2 separate regions of the Homo sapiens genome follow, and region 2 is linked to region 1. Evidence: read pairs that join two places in POLR2A ChIA-PET (ENCODE). Cell type or tissue: IMR-90. All regions are shown on one strand. Each heading gives the region's core, and the rest is flanking DNA. Links, peaks and the distances in the headings are about the cores only. Region 1 holds the start of SULT6B1 (sulfotransferase family 6B member 1). Region 2 overlaps NDUFAF7 (NADH:ubiquinone oxidoreductase complex assembly factor 7).

Region 1 (4,262 bases), core at 1-4,000:
TTTGTAAAAGTGATTTGAGAAACTGATGGAGCAATATTTGATCCTGAAAAATAATTTATAACATGGAAATCATCATGTAAATTATAGAAGTGGCTGTGCTTTTGTCCAGCCAGAAATCAAGACAAAATCACTGCTACTGTCACTGTTCCTTGCCAACTGGACTTTCCCACATTCATGCTCCTCCCTTCCAGGCCCGTCATCCACCCCCTTCTGCCCTCCATCCTCCATCATGGCCTTTCCGCACAGAGCTCTTCCTTCAGACACTGGAGTTTTTTAATCTAGCAGTTCTATTTACTGATTTTACAACCTACGTACTTAACCACTGTGGCCCTCCTCCTCACTGATGCTCAGACAGATTCCTGCAATGAGGAACCGCCTTCATCCCACCTTTGTCTCATACCCTCCCCAACCTACTCACTATGAGAAGTGTACTTGTAGGAAACGACTTGTCATTTACCGCACTTTGGATAAGATGCTAGCACGATGTCATCATGTCTGGCTTCGAAGGTGTCCAGCGCTTGGAAAGTTTCTGAGGTGCACATGGTGATGGGGTAAGGAATCCCCTGATAGGTGAAAAATAAATGAGAGAGTGCAGTTTCTTTTGATTTTTCTAAAGCTTCGTCAATGTATTCAATAAATTTGGATTTATCAGCCATGGTGGCTCCCTGTAAAAGAACCTGCTCTGTGGCTGTTCAGGGGGAGTGATTGCTTTTAATGGAGTTGGGCAGGGGCTGGAATAAAGGGCTCCTCCCAGTCACATGAAAAAGAAATCATTTAATTCTCATCCACCCCTCCCTCACTATTACATATCCTCCTGGGAAAAGCTAAACCACAGGTGCAAAACAGGCTGAGGATCAGGGAATATTACCCCAAGGGCTGATTACATGACCATTTCGGCAACCTGCCCAATGAAAGTAAGAATGGAATATCCTAATAGAAGAAAATATATATTAAATATCTAACAAATAGGTATTTAATCAGGCATGCAATTTTTCTATTAGAAATTCACAGAATGAAACCTCAGTTCTCTTCTGGGTTGATAGATTTCCACACATATCCTCTGTGGTGTGAAAGGAAGCAATGGGATTGTGAGGTAATTTGGTGGGGTGGAAAAGAGACCAGATTTGGGGGCAGTCTTAGGCACTCTCATTTACTGGCTCAATAGATACACAAGTCTAAAGACCTGAGTTTGAACCTTGACTCTACCATTTACTAGTTGTGTTACTCTGAGCTAATGATAATATATCTCTAAAAGTTTATGTAAAATTGTTAACAGTGGAAATGTATCTGAGTTACCCCATATGGGTCTGCAGTAACCTCAATTCTTGCCTCCTCAGAAGAAAGAATTGACTGAGGATGTAAGGCCGAAAAAGAGACTGAGGCAAGTTTCAGAGCAGGAGTGGAAGTTTATTAAAAGCTTTAGAGCAGGAAAGAAAGGAAAGCACACTTAGAAGACACCCAAGTGGATGACTTCAAGTACAAGTGCAAAATGTTTAACCTTGATGCTAGGCCTTCATAGGCTGGCCCACTTCCAGCATCTCACACCACTTTCCCATGATTCTTCCTTTAGGGTGGGCTGCCCTCCTTACCCCAGGGAAGTAAGCATGTGCAGTGTGTTTAGGAAGCTGTACACATGCCCATCTGAGGCTTTCTTCCCTTTTCTAGTGTAGTGCCCCCAGAAGGTCATACTACGTCATTGTGTCTCTTAATGCGTGTGCGGGGAAGGTGCTTCTCCCTGGAACATTTCCTAGGGTACGCTCTTTCTCTAGCAGCCACTCTCCCCTTTTTCCTTTGGGTAAGTTGGCCCACACTTCCCATCTCCCAGCAGCTTGGTGTGGCCCTGTGGCTAAAACAGTAAGTTGATGGCTCTCCAATTTTCTTTAGTGCCTTCCCCATACCTGGAAGGCAGATACTGTGTTGGCAAACCAGATTTGCTAATTCGGAGGAAAGCAGCACTCCAGGGGGTGGCAGACTAACAAGACAGAGGAAGCCAGCTTACTGGATGGCCTTGAGAAAGAGAGCCACCCTCCCATGACTCACACTGTGTAACAGGCCTCGTTCTGACCTGTATGTGAAAGAGCATAATTGTTCATCTTGTTTGAGCCACTGAATTATTGGAGTCTCAACAATTACAATTGCAATTACTCAAAAGTTATAGCAGTTTAGCCTATATCCTATCTGGTACATTTTCTGGGTCATAATTTACTCTTTGGCCTCTTGATAAGTCAAATATCTATAAATGTAGACTGTATATTTCTTCTTATTTCTCTCCCATTCTCTTCCCCACATCTTTCTTCTTATGCTTCTTCCATTTTTCTAAGAAGGTAATTTTTTTCACTGTATTTACCTTTCTCTTAACCAATGTTAACCAGTGAAGAAGATGACTTCTAGTTATTCTTAGTTACCAAGCTGTACTGTCATTCATGTATCAGTTAAAAGGGTAGCTAACATTATTGAGTACTTGCATGTACCACATCCCCTTCCAAATTGCTAAGATTACAGGAACGATCTGATGTAATTTCCTAACAGCCTTATGAAATGGGTGTTGCTTTGCTACCTTTTGCAGTTAGGTTAATTGAGGCCACAGGGGCTAAGTGGCTTCTAGAAGACGAGAGGTGAGGGTTGGCGGGAGGAAAAGCAGGTTTTAATCGGAGAGCCAGCAAACAGAGAAGATGGTGAACTAGTGTTCTAAAGTACCACCTTAAATTTTAAAATTGACCATAGCGTTTTTAAGGGGGAAATGTATGGGAGACATTTGGGAGTGGTACAGGATGCAGGGTCTGTATGTCTTGTTTCAACGGATATCTTGGGTAATTGCCTGTTTGGAGGTCTGGCTGGCATTATCTTGATTTCAGCCCAATGGTAGTGGAGAAAATGTTTGCGACTCCCCCTAAGCACAAGGATTCTGTAGTTGGGGCTCTGCACTTGGTTTGTTTCAAGATTAGCTTCTGGAATTTTTTAACCAAGAAAACAATTAGATAAACATGCATTGCCAGGGGAGAAGGTCTAGAGAGGGAAGGAATGAAGGGGTAAGAGGGGAGGGAAAGAAAGTGAGTGATTAAAAGATATTTTAAAAGCTGGGGTTCCTGGTTACAATTGCAGAGTCAGGATTTGGAGGGGCTAGGGTTGGAACGCAGGCAGTACAGCTAAGTCCAGGCAGAAAGACACTTACAATGAGATCTCAGAGGGCATAGGTTTAATTGTTAGTACCAGTGAATTCTTTGGTTCTTCTTTACCTGCTATGAGAAACAAGGCCATGGCATTTTTCACTGCAAAAAAAAAAAAAAAAAAAAAAAATCTTATTTTCTGAGGAGAGAGATTTTTAGGACCACAAGGGCAATAAATTTCCTGGGTTCTAGTGATGCAGGATGGCACATCCCCGCCTGGGCCTGGCTCAGCCTGGTGCCCCAGCCTGCCTATGTTATAGCTCATTCAGTCCCCTGCCTACTCAGGCCCATAGGCTCCACGGCTGGCCCAGCCTGGCTGCTGCTTTCCATTGTGTGGGTTGGCTGCAGGCACGAGCAGGAGGCAGAGGATCACAGTGTTACAGCCTTTTTTGTACCCACATTTGGCAGATCGCAAGTTCTTGTCCTGCATTCAAGAAGAATGAGGTTATGCTGAAAACCAAAGAGTGAGAAGGGCAGAGAAGAGTTTTATTGAACAATGGAACAGCTATCAGCAGAGATGGGAATCAAACAGCGTGGTCTGCCACCCTAAGGCAGGTAGCCCCCTTAGCCTGAAGGTGGGTACGAAAAAAACTGTAATACTGTATCCCCCACCCTTCACTGGTGTAGGGCAGCCGCCCCACATGAGGGAAGGAGTGACAGGGCCAGGCCAGCCCAGGAGCAGCAGCAGGGAGTGGAGCAATGGGACTAAAAGAGCTGTTAGCATGCTATAACACCCGCTCTGGGGATTGGGGTTGCTGGCATCCCTGTTTGGGTGTCACCATGTTCCCCTCATGCAGACACCATTGCCCAAGGTGGAAGCAGGTCGTGGCATGGCCGGCCCAGCAGCGGGCTGAGTGTGGATCCCACCGCAAGCACTGGATCTAGGTGGGAGTGCAAGCAAGTACAGCTGGTTGGGCTGGGTGCCTCCTGCAGTGTTGCTGGCATTAGAGGTTTCTGGCTGGTTAAGCAGCCAAGAAAAAACCTGCATCACTAAAACATTTTATTTAATAACAGCATTTTGGGACAAATACTATATTCAATATATATATCAATTGTAAGATGCATTCCTATTTCTGAAATGTAAACATATGTAAA
Region 2 (4,466 bases), core at 467-4,466, 56 kb after region 1:
TCATTCTTTCTGTGAGGAGATTTAAGATTTGGTGATAATGTATATGTACTGGTAATTTGTGAGGAGAAGAGCAGCTCTCATGATCCTGTAGTAATTTGTTAGTAAAGCTTCTGGCTGTTCTTCCTGAGTCTATTTCCGTTTTTGGGGTACTTTCCATGCTGCTGATTTTATCTTCCACAGCGTCATCTCTGTTATTGTTTCTTTTGCATCGATTGGTCTACTCATTGTTCAAAGGCAATGAAGTAATGAATTTAAGTAATTTTAAATAGTAAGTTCTCTGTAAATGTTAGTTACTTATGGTAAGAGGAGAAAAAGCTATTTTTGGTAGAAGCAATGTAGAGAACAAACTTGCAAAAATTTGTTTTTATGTGTTATTTTGTGTTTAGAAAACACCACAGGGATGGCGAGAAGTATTTGTTGACATTGATCCACAGGTTTCTGATAAACTGAGGTTTGTTTTGGCACCTTCTGCCACCCCAGCAGAAGCCTTCATACAAGTAAGAATATGCTTTTTTAAGTTTCTTTTATTGCTCACAGAATCTTCAAAGTCTTATTTTCTGAGTTACTACTTTAGAGTTTTAGAGTTCCTTTACAGGAAGAGTTGCTAGTAGCATACGAGGTGCTTTTTATTGACAGTGAAAGTGCAGAGGAGCTAGAGGCAGGAGCATGGGTTAAAATCATTTCTTAAGTGTGTGACCTTAACGTCATGTAGTAAGAGAAAGTAAGTAACCGCTTACTCAGCCAAGTCTCTTACTTTCACTGCTTATCTCAGTTTCATGTCAAATGGTAATGGTATTGTCCACAGGAAGAGTTTACATCTGTGAAAGCAATGTAGTACAGACTATAGTAAATTAACAATAACAGCTAACGTTTGTTGAGTACTTTGTGTTACTCTGTTTTCTCATTTAATTCTCAAAGCAACTATATTAGGTAGGTTCTATTATTATCCTTCTTTGGGCTACAGCATGGCTTTTATCCCATGCTTCCACACAGATCTCAGTTTGATTCGGCCAGAATGGTAGAATTACTACTGCTTTCTGTTGATCTCAAGGAATCATTGCAAGAGCCTGTCTATTGTGGCTTGTTTAAAGGTACAAAAAAATCCCTGTACTTCTCAGGAACGTCCAGGCTTCAGACTGCCTCTTTTTTTTTAATCCTTTTTTTCCAGCTCAGAAGATGATTTTTACTTTCTGGACCTTAACTGAGAACTTCTTACTTAGAAATTATCAGTTTTAAAAGCACAAGAGCTTTTAAACTTAAATGTATGAATTAAGTTTTGTTAAGTATAAATTTAAATGTCAGACTGAACACTTATGAACACCTGTTTTTTCATAGTATAGCAATCTAAGTTTACCTGAATGACATATTCATAGAACTACCAAGAACTAACCTCCTGGCCCTGGGAGTTCATTTAGTTCTTGACCTAATTAGTATTCACTTAGGAAGGGAGGGAGCGAATATTCTCTTTCACTTGAATGAGATGCGTGGTAATACATGTCATCTTGAAGAGTAGCCTAAGATAGAATGTCAGCATGATCAGCGTGTCCACTGATGCCTGATGAGGCTGACTTCATGGTTTTTATAGTTAAGCCACAGTAATTTGATTGCACTATTAGCTAAATGGTTAGTTATATTTAATCCTCACAATAAACCTACAATATCTATAAGGAAGAAAACAACTCAGAAAGTTTAAGTAACTTGTCTACCAGTAAGCATAGGAAGAGCTGAGATTTAACTTCATCTGACTCTATGCCTGTTACCATAGGCAGACATCAGGGCAGGTCATTACTGCATTTCTATAATAAGGTGTTAGGAAGGAGTACAAGTTAATGTATGTTTTCATAATGAAGGGAAAGAAATACCACATTTTCAATCAGATCAGGAAGTAGTGAAATTTCATATATACTAGTCAGGTTGACAAGTGTTAATACTTAGTGTGATTTTGCTTTTTAAGCTAGTACACACTTATTGTGGCCCCTTAGTTAAGTGGACATCTTGGGGTAATAACGGTTTCAATACATTGGCACTAGTTTATAAGCCAGCGTTTCTTGATGTAGGGCATATCATTGGGATACTTTCTGGCACAACAGAGGGCATGATAATATAATTGTCTAATAGGGTCTGCTTCGTGTTATTGGATTTATACCATTTGTTCTTTCAGCACAATATTTTCATTGACTGTTATGTGCCTGGCACTGTTCTAGGCAGACAAAAAAAATCCCTTTCCCATGCTTTCAACCTAGAGGAATGTGTTTATATGATTTGTGATACAAAAGTAATTTTACATTAAATGATAATGCTCTAGGCCATCTGGGGGGATTGGGAGGGCATTTGCCTTTTTATAAAAGAGATTAAAATGTCTTTGTATATCAAGTGGGATAGCATCAAAGAACTAAGGAGTTTTGTATAATAAAAAGGGAGTCAGGTGAAAAGTTGAGTGTAGAGAACATACTCATATTAAGAATTTATTTTTATTAAAACTAAGAAATGCTCATTGAGGAAAAACCTGAAAAACCGTAAGGAAGTCATTCTTTTGAATGATGCATTTTGACTCTTGCAATGATCCCTTTACTAGCATGACGAAACAAGGGATCATGTTGAAGTGTGTCCTGATGCTGGTGTTATCATCGAGGAACTTTCTCAACGCATTGCATTAACTGGAGGTGCTGCACTGGTTGCTGATTATGGTCATGATGGAACAAAGACAGATACCTTCAGAGTATGTATAATTCAGTAACATGATTTATCAGAATTTCAGTGTTAGATCTGAAGCCCATTGAAGAGCTTTGATTTCTACAGTGCCTGGTATTGTTGTATTACATTATTTTATAGTTAACATTAATTCATGTTATTGTAATTCCCCTTAACCCTAGTTCTTACTGCTAACACTGAGTCTACTGTCCAGCCCTCCTTTAACAGGATCTGAATTGTGTACATTCTTCCTTAGTTGTAGAACCTATGTTTATATAAATCCAGATAAGCAGCTGAATAATACAAATGGAAAGATTTTCTTCACATTCTTAAACCTATCTGTAACCCCCTTCATTCAAGAAAAATTTTGGTACTTCTTTACAGATTTAAACTACCTACTGTAATCATTCTAGCTTTTTCTATCATATTTTCAACATTTTTTCCCTTTCCAGATGTATTCTTTTACACTGTTCCTAAACATCCTTTCTTAATGATCTTTGAATATAATCAATTCTATTCAATATACTTTAATTGAAAAACATTTAACTAAATGCTCTTAGTCATTTTCTAGGTCTGTGGTTCTTAATTTCTAACTTTATCTAAAAATAACCTGGATAGTTTGTTGAAAATACTCATTCTCTAGCCTTACCTCCAGGATTCTGACTGACCAGGTCTGGTTAGGGTCAGTAATATATTCTCAGGTGATTTTTTTTTAAGTAATTTCAACTTTTATTTTAGATTTAGGGGGTACATGAGGCAGGTTTGTTATTTGTTACATGGGTATATTGCATTGACTCTGAGGTTTGGGGTACGAGTGAGCCTGTCACCCAGGTGGCAAGCATAGTACTCAGTAGATAGATTTTCAGCCCTTGTTCCCCTCCTCCTGTCTCCCCTCTAGTAGTCACCAGTGTTTGTTCCCATAAGTATGTTCACGTGTACCCAGTGTTTAGCTCTAAGTGAGATGTACATGTGGTATTTGGTTTTGTCCCTGCATTAATTCACTTAGGATAATGGCCTCCAGCTATGTCTACGTTGCTGAAAAGGACGTGATTTCATTTTTTTTTATGGCTGTGTAGTAGTTTGTAGTGTATCTCAGGTGATTCTGATGCATGGTTGATGCATATACTTTGTAAAACACTGCCTAGGTGTTCCCTGCCTAGAGAATTAATGAGAGCTCTATTCCGTCACCTCAAGCATTAATGTAAATATTAAATAACTTTAATATGATAGCATTTCTTTAATCTTAATAACCATAAAAGGGCAAAAATCTGATTTCTTTATGTTCAAGGGGTTTTGCGACCACAAGCTTCATGATGTCTTAATTGCCCCAGGAACAGCAGATCTAACAGCTGATGTGGACTTCAGTTATTTGCGAAGAATGGCACAGGGAAAAGTAGCCTCTCTGGGCCCAATAAAACAACACACATTTTTAAAAAATATGGGTATTGATGTCCGGCTGAAGGTAAGGTTTATTTTATTTCACTGTTATTAAGTACTTTCATAGTATTTCAAAAATTACTTTAAATAGTATGTTCACCTGGCCTTAATGCTCTTGTAGTTAGCCAATCCTTGGTATTCCAGTCTTTTCAGGTAGTATAGGATTTAGTAACTAGTCTGGTAAGTTTTATGCATCTCCATGGGAGGTAGCATTAAGACTTCCAAATAGTGTTTTTGTTTGTTAAGAAAACTGCGTTTATGGGTATGAATTTTCTAACTGTTCTTCTGAGAACACCTAAACCTTACTGTAGATCAAACCCCCTGAGGATATTTGTTAA

Evidence for each region. ChIA-PET counts read pairs that join two places held together with the same protein. Peaks named below come from ENCODE experiments on the same cell type or tissue, not always from the same donor. Only the 100,000 strongest peaks of a DNase experiment are listed, where the experiment ranks them.
Region 2: POLR2A ChIA-PET joins it to region 1 with 8 read pairs; 21 of 35 experiments call an interaction of 5 or more read pairs at or near these places.

What each region holds. Positions count from the first base shown.
Region 1 is chr2:37,187,985-37,192,246 of GRCh38, forward strand. SULT6B1 (sulfotransferase family 6B member 1) reads right to left here and starts at 686. Exons shown (of 7, transcript NM_001367551.1): 1 at 458-686. The coding sequence starts at 656. RefSeq lists enhancers at 1,167-1,692, 1,693-2,217. In IMR-90, for the core only: a CTCF peak has its summit at 1,992; a DNase peak (open chromatin) is centred at 2,017.
Region 2 is chr2:37,243,477-37,247,942 of GRCh38, forward strand. It overlaps NDUFAF7 (NADH:ubiquinone oxidoreductase complex assembly factor 7), which reads left to right. Exons shown (of 10, transcript NM_144736.5): 7 at 387-497; 8 at 2,576-2,719; 9 at 3,980-4,153. Among named protein-coding and RNA genes, the nearest start is that of NDUFAF7, 14 kb to the left of the region's middle. In IMR-90, for the core only: no CTCF peak of the experiment used is centred there; a DNase peak (open chromatin) is centred at 2,935; H3K27ac peaks cover 478 bases.